2 separate regions of the Homo sapiens genome follow, and region 2 is linked to region 1. A link is a loop called in an ENCODE intact Hi-C map of the cell type or tissue named here. Cell type or tissue: GM12878. All regions are shown on one strand.

Region 1 (4,000 bases):
TCCTATAACAATTTACTTACTAGTCTGTCCTTTATTGGTTTTTAATTCTACTGCTATTAAATTTTAGTTTCCATATACTGTATGCTTGAATCTGCTGTGGGCTCCGCATTCTGTTCCATTTATTTGTCTATCCCTCTTACACTGCTGTAAGCCCTCAAGCTTTATGCTAAGTCTTTATATTTGATAGAGCAAATCTCACCCACCTTGTTATTCTTAAAAAATGTTTGGGCTATTCTCAGCCATATGTGCTTTCATATTAATTATAGGATCAGTTTGTTCTAGCAATCCTACAGGATTGCTTTTTTTATTGAAATTATTCTGAATGTAGAGATCCAAAACTTTGTATATTTTCTTTGCTTTTAAATGGGGATAATTATATTATCTATAAATAAGAAGAAATTTTTGTAGTTATTTTCTAGTTTTTATATTTCTAGTTTTGTATAATTTTTCTAGTTATCTAGTCTTGGTTTCTAATTTTCTAGTTCTAATTTTTCTATTTATTTTATCTTATTGCACTGGCTAGTGCTAACGCAGTGTTGAACAGATATAGTGATAAAGGGCATCGTATGTTTTTTCCTGACTTTAATGGGACTGTTTGAGTCTCACCATTAAAGTGAGTATGATGCTTACAATAGGTTTCTGACAGGCAAATCAAGGTAGAGATTATCCCTTCTATTACTGGTTTGCCAAGAGGTTTTCATATCATTTTCGTGTTGAAGTTTATCAGATGCTTTGTCTACATCTATTAAGATGATCCTAAATTTTATCTCCTTAAATCTCTGTGGTAGAGATGGAGATGCTCCACCCAAATCAACCTTCAAGGAGGAACTCAGTGTCCCTGCTCCTGGTAGCCTCTGGTTGTTAGTCCCTTCACAATCTGTCTCCGCCGACCCAAGAGCACATATGCCCCTTCCAGAGAGGCCCACAGCCAGTGACTGCAGGAGGCAGGGGCATGAAGGCCTGGCCACTGTGGGTCAGCCTGGGACAACTCTAATAAGTCACATATGTTTCAAGGGGGCTTGGTGAGACTTTGTGGGCCTGCATCACAGTTCTCCTTTGCCCTCTGTCTAATCCTGCTTGCTTCCTCCCTTCCACATATGTTGACAACTAATATACTATACAAAAACTCCTTCCAGGGCCGGATGCCGTGGCTCATGCCTGTAATCCCAACACTTTGGGAGGCTGAGGTGGGTGGATTACTTGAGGTCAGGAGTTCGAGACCAGCCTGGGCAACATGGTGAAACCCCCGTCTCTACTAAAAATGCAAAAAAAAAAAAAAAAAATAGCCAGGCATGGTGGCTTGTACCTGTAATCCCAGCTATTTGGGAGGCTGAGGTAGGAGAATCGTTTGAACCTGGGAGGCAGAGATTGCAGTGAGCTGAGATTGCACCACTGCCCTCCAACCTGGGCAACAGAGTGAGGTTCTGTGTCAAAAAAAAAAAAAAAAAAAAAAAAAAAACGAAAAAACAAAAAAACAGAAACAAACCAACAAAAACATCCTTCCAGAGAGGATTCAACCTGTGATGATCTGTTTAAAGTAGATATTTTTAAGTGTTAAAAAATTTGCATTCCTGGGAAAAACTCTCCTTTAGTCATCCACATGACTAGATTCATTTGGGAATGTGTTAAACTTGATTTATTTGCTTCTGCATTTATTGTTTAAGAGTCTTTTGTATAACCTACATGTACCTAGCTGCCTGGTGGGATGTCAGGTGCCATCCACAGTTGTAGAATTTTTCCTCCTAAAGGAGATGTACACCAGTGTCCTCTAATAGCATTCAAAGATGTTTTTATTCTTTAGCTTAGTTTTAGTTTAGAAGCATCTCTAATCTTTCCAGGCAGTTTGAGTTTGCTCTAAGAAGCAGTTGTCCAGTGCACCTTGTGTTTAAGAAATTTTCTAAGCTTAGGGCTGGGCCATTGATGGCTTTGCCAGTGCCCTTCATTTGGGAATCACCATCTAGCTCAAACTCATTACCATCTGTGGGCCAAGAGAGTTCCTTACAGACTAAAGAGGAGCGTGACACACAACAAAACACTTTAGAGAAGGGACTCACGTCAGCTGCATCTCTGATGAGCTTAAGGAATAACATAAACAACATGTAATACACAACAGAAAATTACAGGATAAGTAATGTTCTTACTATGCATTAACCTGAAAGAAAATAAAACATGCAGCAACTGATATTTTCTGGTGATTTTCCCCAGATGAGCTTTTCTTTCTTACCAGAAGGTGGCAAAAAAGGTGCGCTTTAAATTACCCCCACCCAAATGGACAGAAAAAAACTTTTTTTTAAAGAGCAAGGCAAATAACTCTCGCAAGTTAGAAGTTTTAACCTTTAGAAATAGGCAAATATGTGGACTTTTAGGTTCTGTTATTCAATATAGTTAAAAGAAATATCTCTAAGAATGACTAGGGATAATCCCTATTGATATCCATACCACATGGGTTGACAAAACATGTTTGGCTATAAAAAAAGATGAACTTCTCTAGAAGCTATGAATATGTGTTATGGGGTCTATAAAAATAAGTTCATTACAATTAGTGGGAAATAGTCTAAGGCAACTAAACAAATAAAAAAATTATATATGCCACTGATTTACAGAAATCCCAATTTGCAATATAAAAATGTAATTTGTAAAGCAGAGTTCAATTTTGTAAATTATGTTTTAATGTACTCATCTATAAGATGAAAAACTGAATTGGATGATAACCACAGTCTCTTCTTCTATTAATATAATATATTCCCTGCTTTAGAGATGAGGGAAGAAAGATATATGACTCACCTATGGTTACATACTAGCTAGTGACAAGACTGTCTGTAAAACTCAAGTTTTCTGACCCTTCATCAACTTCACCATCTGTCTTAAAAAAGATGAATTTCCCTAGAAAACTCCATTAGGTATGGCTTCTGCCCATAAGAAAACACTGTAAGTTCACTACAGGTTTGTTTAAAATGGCAAATAACTCAAAATGATTGTGGTGCATTTGGAGGCAGGTTTATTTTTAAAAGGAAAGAACTCATCAGGAGTTCTGGGGTCTGAGTCCATGGGGGAAGACTGCCAGATAAAGAAAGGCCAAATGGGACAATTCCTAGTAAGAGCTGAAAGGTGAGGGAGGAAGGGGAGAGATGAGTACTCCCAGTGCTGAGCTCCATCTAGGCAGCAGTGCTGCAGACCCATGGCCCCACAGCACAGGGCAGGAGGGCTGTGGGGCTGGGGAGGGTCAGAGATAGCCCATGTCTGACTGGGCCTGGATGAGAATAAAACTAGATGAGTTTAATGGTCTTTGCTGGAGGCTTTACTTGCAGTTTCCACCCAATCCAGTCTTTGACTTCCGATAGCAAATAATGCACTCCAATCCTTTTAATGGCTCATCTCCCTGAAAGCCTGATTTTCAAGTATTGTGGAAGTGAAAAATTTAGAAGTCATGTTGAAAGCTGAGGTTTCTCTTAATAGAAGTCAGATCTATTTTTCAGAATCCTCTGCAGGTATAGGGCTGTAGAAACTTTAGACATCTGTGGCTTGGCATCTGCAGAGTTCCGTTCTGCTTTTCTCCTTGCTATGGCCAGAGAATGCCGGCCCTTTCTGTAATGGTGGGTGTATTTTGCCAGAAAACTCACATATTTGTGGGTGGAGTCAGTTGGGAGCCTGGAGCAATTTTTCAAAAGTCTGCATAGGCCAAACACTGCAGGGATTTCCAAGGGGTGAAAAACAATATCTTGGGGGTTAGCAAATTTCCACTGTTTGTAGAGCCAAAGGTGCAGCTTTGGAAACATGGCAAGTAACTGATCATGACAGTGGAGGGAGAGCCTGAAAGCTGGATAAGTGTGTCCTGGGATCCCTCATTACATGCACCCTCACTGCATTTCTAAGAGCAGCAGCAAAAGCTCCTCTGTCACCCTAGGCAATCAGGGTCACAGCCTAGGCAAGACTCATCTTAGGTGGCTGCAACTACAGGTATCTAATTAGAACTTGGAAGCTAGGGAAATCAAAGGCATAC
Region 2 (4,000 bases), 260 kb after region 1:
GTGGGTATTGTGTCTTGGTTGTCTTCTTCTCTTTGTACTTAAGTATCCGTTTGTTTGACAAAACTGTTTACTATAGCCTGTAGTGGTCGTGGAGAAGTGGGAGGACTATGGTCTGGAAGAATATGTTGGTAATGTATCTTCTAGATTGGGGGCTTCCCATCTCTCCTAGAGGTCTCTGGCTACCTGGAGCATGAATTATTCTCTGGCCCTTGTTTTCCACTTACCCGCTACCTACCTAGGAAAGAATACAATTGTCATGCACTGCTCAGCTCCAACAGGGCCACATGCCAATTTCTCTCCTCTCACCTCCTTTTTAATTGCTGATTCAGTCCTTGGGACTTCTCAGAATGGCTTCCACCACAGAATTCCTCCTGAATGTATTTTGGGCTAGTTTCCTATAATCCTATTTATCCATGTATATAAACTGCCCACTTTTTAACCATTAAGAATTTCCCAGATTTTTTAGTTTGTTGGTACAACTTTGTCTTCTTTTCCAGGGCTATCACAGAGATATTGTTCTTTATACAACTTTGAGGTCATTTCATGAGATTTGCCATATGCGATGAAGTAGATGCAGAATTATTAGCTGTCATCTTGATCCAAAGTCCGTGTCTTGTCTTAAATTCTTAAAAATGCCTAATATTTTATTTTCTTTGACATGGTCTAATTTTTAAATTATAATTATTTAATCATTGAATATTCTATACTCCATGGCACAGTTAATATTGGAAAGGGGCCAAAGGCCAGAATTAACAGAAAAATCCAGTGTAATCCCACCAGGACTGCTGAGGAATAGAAGAACCACTTTCCCCTGTTTATGAACACTAGCTTATTACACAGGGTGGTATGTTGGATGAATCTGAGGAAAATTTGTACTTATGTTGCTAATTGGTATCTTGGCAATATTGAGTATAATAAGTTTAGTCAACTTCTTTTTTTTTCTCCTGTCCTTAGAATGGTTACTGCAGAGCAAACAGGATTATTTCTCCCTTGTTTTCACTGCAGGCTTATCTTTCCCAAATCTCTTCTGTCATGTAATTAGATTCAAGTAGCAGAGACTGGGGCATTTTCAGACTTTATTGGTAGCCTCTTTCTAGCCAGAAACTCCTTAAAATTTTATTTTACGTGTGTTAAACGTGGGGCTTCCTCTTTTGTCACCAGCAGTTAATGGATATCCAAATCCAATTTACTGTACTAAGTGTTTGATCCTGATGGTAGCTGACTTGACAAAAACTGCTCAGTGGCAAAAACAAAAAGCAAAACAAAAAAAAAAACCTTGAAGTTAGTGAGATTACCAACACAAGCAAAAAAATTGTATGCTTTAGTGTATTAAAAATCACCCACTGATCCCCCAAGATGACCTTATAAATACTTAAAACGAAATTCTTCATGGGAGAAGCTTCTGGAAAATAATTATTCAGGCTATGAATCTGGAAAGAAGATTAAAGAGACCCAACATTGAAATATTTCCTTTCAAAGTCAAGTTCCTCATCTTTGTGGGCTAAGGCTACTTTCTTACTGAAATCAGTAACTTTTTCCTTGTTAAAATAAGGAACAGTTGTGTTACTCCTGAGAAACACTGTTAGTTTATTATCTTATGAATCTGTGACTTCTGCAACTGATTGTGTTTCTCTCTCCCAGTTGGCTGCTAGAAAGCTCAGATCAAATCTGTGCCCCTGTAGTAAGTATGGAGAGCTCTATGGTGTGTATTTTTATTTTAGTCTTATTCCTGGCTTTATCAGATACCTTTATTCTTCTCTTTGTCACCTACTTCTGGTTTATTTTATTTCTGGTTAAATTTTCTTTCTTCTGATAGACTGCTTTGTTTAATAGTTGATTTAATTTTAAAAAATACTCTTATTCTACAAGATTTGCATAGTGAGGCTGCCTGATAGAGTTTTACTATCCATTAGATGAACTATTATAACTACAGGTGGTGCTCAGACAATAGTATAATCATATCTGAAAACTAGTATTGGAGGTTCGGGTTCCCTACTTTCTGTCGGTGTTCAAAGAGAGGCTGGATGACCATCTCAAGATGCCATATCAAACATGAGAACCCCAGCCCTCCCCACTAGCCCTCCCCACTAGCAGAGGAGAATCCAGAGAATATATGCTTCCACCATCGGCAAAAATCATCCCCAAGTTGAGAGTGACCCCTGGGGGCAATCTGGGCATAATGTCCTCTGGGGTCTAAAAAGGAAATTCAGTCTCCTTAGGCTCCACGATGGTTTATGGTTTGGAGAGAAATGTTCTCATTCCTTTGTGCCTTTAAGACTATTTGCTGAGCATCAACCCTCCCAGAAATGGCTACACCCATACCTGAACCGGCAGGTGTGAGTCAGCAGGGCAGCTCATCACAAAGCAGGCACACAAGTGCTGGGATGCTGAATAGCTACAGCTATTTGGTCAAGGAACTCCTACATGAACATCTGCAAACACAGGGAACCTGCACTTCCAACCCTGGCTTTCCTAGCTGTGTCCTGGTAACGCCAATAGCAACACAGTGACAACTCGTGGATGAAAATTTAAAACAAAAAAGTTAACATGGTTTTGTTTTAGATCATGATTCTTGCCAGTGTCATTAACTATCAAAATAATGTCTACAAATCCAGATTCACATAATAGGTAACTCAATAAAATCTTACAATTTTTGTGTTCACTCTGGTTCTGAAGGCTCAAGAGAGGGATCTTTTAAATTGCAAAATGTTAAATGCTAAAGACTTTTCCCCTTTAAAAAACCCACAAAAATACATCATAAATTGTTACCATAAAAATTACTATCTGGACTTAATGCCATTATGAGTTCATAGTCTATATTTTATAGCTAAAATGTTTCAAGCTGCAAAGCATCATTATAAAACACAAAAAATTACTTTTGTCTCAGAGACTCACTATTCCTTTTACGCTGAGAGACTCACCACGCTTCCCTCCTGTCTGAATACCAATCTTTAATTAAATGTCCGCCTGCATTGTCTATTCCTTATACGCCACTCCAGATGTCTATCCAGTGGGAAGGGGTCCCTGGGCCATTTTGTGGTTGATGTCCAAGTCACTTCCATGCTTTTACTGGGCACTACGCCAAATAAATTATCTAAGTCATTCAAAGTAGATGTCAAAATTAATAATTTTTTATTCATAAGAAATTCAGGATCATGTCCCCTATTTTATGAAACATGAGTGCTGTCAACAAACTAGAGGAGATTTTTAAATAAAGTCATTTCCCTGTAAATTTAATCAGCACCATTTTCTTCAGACAATGAGAGAGCTTCCTTCAAAGATTAGCAAGTACGGTGCGATCATTTGAAAGATTTGCACTAAAATGCAGCATATTACAGAGCGAGTTGTTTTCCAAACCTCTAGACCCACAAACTTTCTCTGGTGAGTTAAAATGACATTAAATTCCACCCATGTAATGCACACAGCCCACAAAAATGCCAAAGGACAATGAACCTAGCACCAGCCCCAGAATTCCAATCACATTGAGAAGCTGTGACTCACAGTCTCTACCCAACAGGGTCAGTACCTAATTTGTAGACACCCATGACTAAGTCTCTCACCCCCAGGAAGAGAACCTTCCTCTCCACTTCTATAGTCTCTGTCAACACCTCTACGATAGTATCACATTAGGATTAGTTTTGTCCATTCATTTCCCCTGCTGGGCTCTGGCCTAGTTGAAAACAGAAACTGTCTTGTTCCTCACTTTATTGCAGAGGGTTGGTGTATAGTAGGTGTTCAACTTGTCTTGATTGAATGGATGATTCAGTTCATTTTTGTTTCGGAGGGTTTAAGGAGATATTTTACATTACATTTTCCATTTCACTCTTGTGATTACACCCAGACGGTAAATTTAATGAAACGCAGAAAATGGAAATGATGTGGCAGGTTGTAATAAATACCAGCTCAGGAATTCCTTACAAGTGTGTTTCCCCAATACAATGCAGTATTGTGCTCTTTCCAACAGCCATAATTTACCCAGCCCATTTTGACAGATTCTAAT

Evidence for each region. Hi-C counts contacts between places; a loop is a spot of excess contacts. Peaks named below come from ENCODE experiments on the same cell type or tissue, not always from the same donor. Only the 100,000 strongest peaks of a DNase experiment are listed, where the experiment ranks them.
Region 2: it touches region 1 in a loop (2.4-fold over the local background); 1 of 110 quality-filtered maps calls a loop at or near these places.

What each region holds. Positions count from the first base shown.
Region 1 is chr15:83,992,046-83,996,045 of GRCh38, reverse strand. The region is part of intron 23 of ADAMTSL3 (ADAMTS like 3); the gene reads right to left. Among named protein-coding and RNA genes, the nearest start is that of GOLGA6L4, 240 kb to the left of the region's middle. RefSeq lists enhancers at 3,163-3,432, 3,663-3,712. In GM12878, a CTCF peak has its summit at 2,221 (motif pointing right); a DNase peak (open chromatin) is centred at 3,445; H3K27ac peaks cover 1,357 bases.
Region 2 is chr15:83,732,939-83,736,938 of GRCh38, reverse strand. The region is part of intron 3 of ADAMTSL3 (ADAMTS like 3); the gene reads right to left. Among named protein-coding and RNA genes, the nearest start is that of ADAMTSL3, 81 kb to the right of the region's middle. In GM12878, a CTCF peak has its summit at 2,158 (motif pointing left); a DNase peak (open chromatin) is centred at 2,163.